Regions from separate parts of the Homo sapiens genome. Here all the other regions are linked to region 1. A link is a loop called in an ENCODE intact Hi-C map of the cell type or tissue named here. Cell type or tissue: PC-3. All regions are shown on one strand. Region 1 has its middle 83 kb from the start of LINC01449. Region 2 has its middle 290 kb from the start of INHBA-AS1. Region 3 overlaps SUGCT (succinyl-CoA:glutarate-CoA transferase).

Evidence for each region. A loop is a pair of places that touch in the nucleus more often than their neighbours do. Peaks named below come from ENCODE experiments on the same cell type or tissue, not always from the same donor. Only the 100,000 strongest peaks of a DNase experiment are listed, where the experiment ranks them.
Region 2: a loop joins it to region 1, with 1.9 times the contacts of the local background. A loop is called at or near these places in 1 of 110 quality-filtered maps.
Region 3: it touches region 1 in a loop (4-fold over the local background); 1 of 110 quality-filtered maps calls a loop at or near these places.

The regions. Positions count from the first base shown.
Region 1 is chr7:41,182,958-41,185,457 of GRCh38, forward strand. No RefSeq gene overlaps it. Among named protein-coding and RNA genes, the nearest start is that of LINC01449, 83 kb to the left of the region's middle. In PC-3, a CTCF peak has its summit at 973 (motif pointing left); a DNase peak (open chromatin) is centred at 1,034; H3K27ac peaks cover 2,500 bases.
Region 2 is chr7:41,402,297-41,404,796 of GRCh38, forward strand. No RefSeq gene overlaps it. Among named protein-coding and RNA genes, the nearest start is that of INHBA-AS1, 290 kb to the right of the region's middle. In PC-3, no CTCF peak of the experiment used is centred here; a DNase peak (open chromatin) is centred at 1,215; H3K27ac peaks cover 2,377 bases.
Region 3 is chr7:40,821,591-40,824,090 of GRCh38, forward strand. All of the region lies in intron 13 of SUGCT (succinyl-CoA:glutarate-CoA transferase), which reads left to right. Among named protein-coding and RNA genes, the nearest start is that of LINC01450, 160 kb to the right of the region's middle. In PC-3, no CTCF peak of the experiment used is centred here; a DNase peak (open chromatin) is centred at 1,441; H3K27ac peaks cover 1,408 bases.

The sequences.
Region 1 (2,500 bases):
TTTCCTTCCTTCCTTCCTTCTTTTCTCTCTTTCTTTCTCCTTCCTTCCTTCGTTCCTCTCCTCCCTCCCTCCTCCCATCCCCTCCTCTCCCTCCCTCTCTCTTTTCTTTCTCTCTTTCTTTCTTTCTTCCTTCCTCCCTCCCCTCCCCTCCCCCTTCCTCCCCTCCCCCTTCCTCCCCTCCCCCTTCCTCCCCTCCCCTCCCCCTTTCCTCCCCTCCCCTCCCTTTCTCTTTCTTTCTCTCTCTTTCTTTCTTTTTCTTTCTTTCTTTTCTTTCCCCTTCCTTCCTTCCTCCCCTCCCCTCATTTCTTTCTTTCTTTCTCTCTCCTTCCTTCCTTCCTCCTCTCCCCTCCTTCCTTCCTTCCTTCCTTCCTTCCTTTCTTTCTTTCTTTCTTTCTTTCTTTCTTTCTTTCTTCCTTTCTTTCTTTCTTTCTCTCTCTCTCTCCCTCCCTCCCTCCCTCCCTTCCTTCCTCCCTCCCTTCCTTCCTCCTTTCCCCTTCTCCTTCCTTCCTTCCTTCCTTCCTTCCTTCCTTCCTTCCTTCTTTCTGTCTTCCTTCGAGTCTCGCTCACTGTAGCCGCAACCTCCTGAGCTCAAGTGATCTTCCTGCCTCAGCCTCCAGCATAACTGGGACCACAGATATGCACCACCACACCCAGCTATTCATTTTGTGTTTTCAGACAGAGTCTTACTATGTTGCCCAGGCTGCTCTTAAACTCCTGACTTTGAGTGATCCTCCCACCTTAGTCTCTCAAAGTGCTGGGATTACAGGTGTGAGTCCCCACACCTGGCCAGCTCTGCTTTTCATTTGATGAGGAAGGTCCGTTGAGTGAAGTAGGAACTTGCTACATGAACTGTTCATTGAGGCCGTCACACTGATTAGCAAGGTGGGTGGTGCCCACTTACTTCCGGGCTCCTAGCGTAACAGTGGCAGTGGCCCCTTCTGGTTATGGTTCTCTCAATACTAACCACAAATGGAAAATGAATTGAGAATAAACTAGAACTATTAAAAGTAACCCCCCTCTGCTTTTATTTGGGACTACACAGAGCCAGTTTCTAGTACAACTTATTTTAACTGACAGAACTACGCAAGCATTGGCCTGTTAAGGATGAGTAAACTTCAAGGACAAAAACATCATTGTTATGAAAACATTTATTAGTTCCGCTCACAGGCACCAATCTAAGGAATTTAGAGTAAATAACCTCTCAGCAAATAAACTTACTGAAATAGTAACAGGAAAATGGTTCTAAAATATATACCAAATCATTTTCTTAATTGATGGCTAACTATATCAATTAAATAAAATAAAACTTGCTTTTAGATTTTTTAATTCCCCAAATTAAAATGCCATGAGGCAGTGAAGAGTAGAATTGATACTTCAGGAAAATAAATTAATTAAATGCAAGTCCAGCCATCAAAAATTTTCTGTAACTTAGAGGAAAAGTATAAGTATGGCCTAGAAAATATAAGAGACAGGAGAAAATACCCGGGAGAAAAACATATTTGTAATAGAAATTCATATTATTCACAGGGCACTTGAAAAAGAAGCAAAAATTATTAAATCATTGATACAAATTTTCTTAGTTGAAAACTTGATTTTGGGGATATACCAGAAGAAAAACAATGAAGGGGATTGGACATAAACACATTTGGGTGAAGCATTTTAATTTATGATAGTGTAAAAAAGTCTGTAAGTATACAACAAGGAAAAAAGCTACTCAACAAAAGGAGGAAAATGTGAGGTTAGAATTAGACATCTCAGCTACAATAAATGCCCTTAGATAGTAGGAGTCATGCTTGCAGTTTTCTGTGAAAAGAAATATTCTGAACCTAGAATTCGGCACCTGAAACTCTCATGCACGCATGAAAGTAACAGAAACGCAGCCTCAGTCATGACTTTACAAAGTAATGCATTTCTGCTAAGTGATTACAAGCCAAATGCTCCAAAATTAGTAATTAGCTTTCTTATACACCAGGAATAGCCAGTTGAAAACTGTAATACAAAAAAAAGATATTTTTATTAGGCAATCAAAGTATAAAACAAAATATCTAGGAATATAATGAGAAGTATACACAATATGGTAATGTCCTCTTTTCAGTAAATACTTAATGTTCACCAAGTTCCCAACATTGGGAACATAAAACTGAGTGACACAAAAGAAAATCTGAGTAAACGAACACAGTGCTCCTAAATGGGAAAATTAACAGTGAAAAATATCAGTTCTCCCTCAAATCTATCAGCCTGTTTATCTATCTGTCCCTATGTATGTATGTATGTATGTATGTATGTATGTATGTATGCATGTATCTATCTATCTATCTATCTATCTATCTATCTATCTATCTATCTACCTCTATCCATCTATCTATCTATCTATATTAGCTAAACTCAAACATTGATTATTTTAGAGTTGAGGAAGAGATTTAGAGAGATATTTATGTATAAGAATAAGTGAGACTGTAGCCGGGAAATATTTCGAAAAAAATTAAGACTGATTTTGGAG
Region 2 (2,500 bases), 220 kb after region 1:
CTGCCCTCAATGCCATTGTCTTTCCCTGCTTTTTCTCTACAGTGCTTACCACTCGCAGATGTGCTATGCACTGTTAATTATTTTCTGTGTTCATTGTGTAGCTCTCATCTCTAGAACGGAAACTACATAAGAAAAGGGATTTTTGCTTGCTTCTTTTCTCTGCTCTACTGCAGTGCCTGTAATACTGCATGATACACATATATATGCTCAATATGTATTTGTCGAGTGTCCAGAGAGTAAAGCCTGCAAAGCTATAAAATAATAGATAACCACATTGAAATTAATCCATCATTTTAGTTAGGTTTTCTCTTCTTACTTTGATCTAGATGGTTTCCCAAAGGATTTATAGATATATTATTATATCACTTTACCAAACTCTATCACCATTACTCTTATTTTAAGAAACAGTAATACAGGTAAATAATTTCCCCTAAATTCTGAAAGTCAAAATCCAGGCTGTGTCACCTTTAGAGCCACCAGAAGTTGCCGCAGAAGGATAGAATGGCTCTTTCTTATGACAAGGCTCTCTTTCAACCAGCAGCTCCTTCTAGGGGATATGAAAGGAAGTTTTAGTCTTCAAGGACCTTTGAAATGATGTGTCTGTCTCTCATGAATCAATGTAAAATTATTACACGTCAGGCCAGGCGCGGTGGCTCACGCCTGTAATCCCAGCACTTTGGGAGGCTGAGGTGGGCAGATCACAAGGTCAGGAGATCGAGACGATCCTGGCTAACACGGTGAAACCTTGTCTCTACTAAAAATATAAAAAGTTAGCCGGGTGAGGTGGCAGGTGCCTGTAGTCCCAGCTACTCGGGAGGCTGAGACAGGAGAATGGCGTGAACCCGGGAGGCAGAGCTTTTAGTGAGCCGAGATCACGCCACTGCACTCAAAAAAAAAAAAAAAAAAAAGAAAAGAAAAGAAAATTATTACACGTCAGTATATTTTTTACTGATATATATTATAGTAACATATTAAAATATATAATATTAAAGTTTCTCACCCAAATTTCACAAGACATTTCACAATATATCTACATTTCTGACAATGAAATCCTAGAGTGAAGTGAAGGCAAAAGAGTCAAAAGACAGAACCCCTAATAAGTTAAGGTGAGGGACAGAGCTGTCAATTAATGTGAGTCACTAAAAATTTACCCTCTGGCCTGCAAACCAACCCCTGGAAAACGTCAATTCAGATTCCTAATACTCTTAGGAATTCAGGAAAAGGGGAGATAACAATGGGTAGAAGGTGTTTAAATGCTTTCCGGAAGAAAGCAGGCTTTGGCTAGGCATTAAAGGATAAGAAGAATTTGCAGAGAAGGAAAAATATGTGTCTTAGGTAGGGAGCCACTATATCTGAAAATTACTCCAAAAATAACACATACACATGGTCTTCCTTATGCATTTATGCATAATTAGGTAACTGTGAGGATACTGGTTTGACTTAAGTTAAAATTCATATGAAGGGAGTATATTGAAATAATTTTGGAAAGGAAATTTGGGATTGCTTCAGGTGCAAGGATAGGATCTTTAAAATAGGCAGAGTCATTGAGACTGAAACTAACAGATGAGAGAGTTCTGTAGAAACTTGACAAAGGAATACCATGATTTATACTCCAGAGAATTGAAAGAAACTTCTTTACCAACATGGTAACATCTAGATTGGAGAAGCAGAATAAAGTGAAGAATCAAGTTAGAAGATAATGTCTAACATGATATACTAGACATGAGATCATCAGACCTTAATTAAAGATTCAAAAATTCCTAGAAATTTTAAAATGACAAAAAGCCAGGAGAATATTAAAACGTGAGAAATTTTGAATGAAATTGAGTTTTGTAAATTTGAACTCAATCACTTGTTTTAATAAAACAATGTATATTTGACATGACAGTTTATTTGTAAGTGATTATTTATTGCACATGAAATCTAAAAACTTTTTCTACTCAGAAATTATTTAAAAAGTACTTGTTGAATTCACTTTTATATGTTATTAATTGTTTTACAAATGGCTATGCGTGTGGCTGGACTCATTTCTCCTAAACCTGTATGTCTGTATGGGAAACAGACATACAGTGAAGAGAGTAAGCCATCCACATTGCTAGTAACACAATAAAGGTGATTTTGTTTCCCAGCTTTAGTGATCTCCACTGTGTCAAGCAGGTATAGAAAGCACTGGATGTCAGACAGAAGTGAAAAGGAAAAAAAAAAAAGGGAAACCAAGGATCAGCCTGCATAGAACTTAGAACACGTGGAACTTTGTTGAATGAGGTTTATTTGCTGAACAATCATGATTATTTCCTGTTTCTTCTGATGCTTCCTTCATACAAACTTTGTGAACTTCCAAAAAGTCAAAGTTCATTTAGATATCAGTTCTCTTGCTTCCTACATACAAACTTTGTGAACTTCCAAAAAGTCAAAGTTAATGTAGATATCAATTCTCTTTCATGTGTTAGCTTATTTTTAATTTGGTGTATTTGCAGGCATACATCAAGTCCTTTTATCT
Region 3 (2,500 bases), 360 kb before region 1:
CTGTGGGATCGGTGGTGATATCCCCTGTATCATTTTTTATTGCATCTGTTTGATTCTTCTCTCTTTTCTTCTTTACTAGTCTTGCTAGCGGTCTGTCAATTTTGTTGATCTTTTCAAAAAACCAGCTCCTGGATTCATTGATTTTTTTGAAGGGTTTTTTGTGTCTCTATCTCCTTCAGTTCTGCTCTGATTTTAGTTACTTCTTGCCTTCTGCTAGCTTTTGAATGTGTTTGCTCTTGCTTCTCTAGTTCTTTTGATGTGATGTTAGGGTGTCAATTTTAGATCTTTCCTGCTTTGTCTTGTGGGCATTTAGTGCTATAAATTTCCTCTACACACTGCTTTAAATGTGTCCCAGAGATTCTGGTATGTTGTGTCTGTGTTCTCATTGGTTTCAAAGAACATCTTTATTTCTGCCTTCATTTCATTATGTACCCAGTAGTCATTCAGGAGCAGATTGTTCAGTTTCCATGTAGTTGAGCGGTTTTGAGTGAGTTTCTTCATCCTGAGTTATAGTTTGATTGCACTGTGGTCTGAGAGACAGTTTGTTATAATTTCTGTTCTTTTACATTTGCTGAGGAGTACTTTACTTCCGACTATGTGGTCAATTTTGTAATAAGTGCGATGTGGTGCTGAGAAGAATGTATATTCTGTTGATTTTGGGTGGAGAGTTCTATAGATGTCTATTAGGTCCGCTTGGTGCAGAGCTGAGTTCAATTCCTGGATATCCTTGTTAACTTTCTGTCTCGTTGATCTGTCTAATATTGACAGTGGGGTGTTAAAGTCTCCCATTATTATTGTGTGGGAGTCTAAGTCTCTTTGTAGGTCTCTAAGGACTTGCTTTATGAATCTGGGTGCTCCTGTGTTGGGTGCATATATATTTAGTATAGTTAGCTCTTCTTGTTGAGTTGATCCCTTTACCATTATGTAATGGCCTTCTTTGTCCCTTTTGATCTTTTGTTGGTTTAAAGTCTGGGTAACATTGTCTTTTAAGATAGAAGATACTTCACCCTAGTTATATTGTAATAGGAAAGAGAAATTGCATATGTAGGGGAGAAAATGATTGATAGACTGAGGTCCCTGAGGAGCTGCAAGGGAACCTTGTAGAGCACTGTTTTTTACCTTACTCACACGTACACTCATCAGTGGACTCTCCTATCTGAGGTAATCTCATATTGTTGAACGTGGAGAAATCCTGAAAGAGATATGGGGAAGGAATAAATTGAAAATGAGAGTGTTAAGGAAATGGGGAAATACTATGGGAGTTGGCAGCTAGAAACACAAGTTAGGAAAGGAAAGAGTGGGAAATTCAGAGAAAGTGAAGAATCAGTAAGCAAGAGTTTGACTAAATATTCCGAAGGGATAGGTTATAAGTCCTCCTGGGTGTTCTGATGACTCCAAGGGCTGCTTATTTATTTTGCTGCAAGGAAAAAGCCACAAGCATGCCTTGATTGTGATGTCCCTCATAACTCACTACCATAGCAGGCAAACCCTCAGGTATTCTAGAGCTTTTTGTTTTGCATCAGTAAATATTTGCTGCCATTGTATCATCTTAGTAATGATTTACCATACATCCTATTTGAATTTCATGGAGCAACCCCCTTAAATAACTTTTAATACCAGAGATAATCCCAGTGGCTAAGTCAATTAGATCTTAAAAATAGAACCTTTGTTAAAAGGTCACTCCGATTTCTCTTCTGGTGTTGGGTTCTGACACTGATAAATTGTCCCCAGACTCCTCTCTTAACATCTTAGGTTAAGACTGTCTCTACTACATACATACACCAGAAGCACTGAGATTTTTTTTTTCATTTAAAAATAGATCCAAAGGCAAACATATTTAAAGTGGATTTCCTACTATGGCGATTTCAAAACCTAACACTGGAGAATGAAGGTGGTAACTGTCGTTTCACATGTGTACTCAGCAAATGCAATTTCTACTACCATAGTTTTCCTTTTCCTCCACCTAACTCTACTACACTGCTTATTATAAACAGTAGTTGGAAGGGGTAGATTTTATAAGCATTTGGGATGTGCATTTTCATCCTTGAGTAGAAAATGGACCTCTTAAAAATTTTCATTTACTTTTCTTTCCTTTCCTCTTCCTTCTCCTTTTTTGAGAAGGAAAAATGAAAAAAAGTATTTGAAAAGAAATTAAGAGGTGGCATGTATACTTAAATTTTTATTTCCCTTAAGTTTCAAATCTGGGATTCAAATAGCGACAGACTTAAGAGAAGGGCCTGGCATCACTCCTAGTCCCACGAAATTGTCCTACTGCCTCTTGACAGAGTTAAGGCCATTTGTCTCCTGGTTTTAATCTTATTGCTAAATAATAGCTAACGTTTAATGATTACCTAGTAGGTTCCAAGTATCAGGGATAAAAAATGAATAAGCACTGGTTCTTTTCCTAAAAGAACTCACACTGTAGTGGTGATGACTGGGGAGTGGCTAGATTAATGCAACAATTTAGGGAAAGTGGAAGTCAGAAGGAGAGAAAATGACA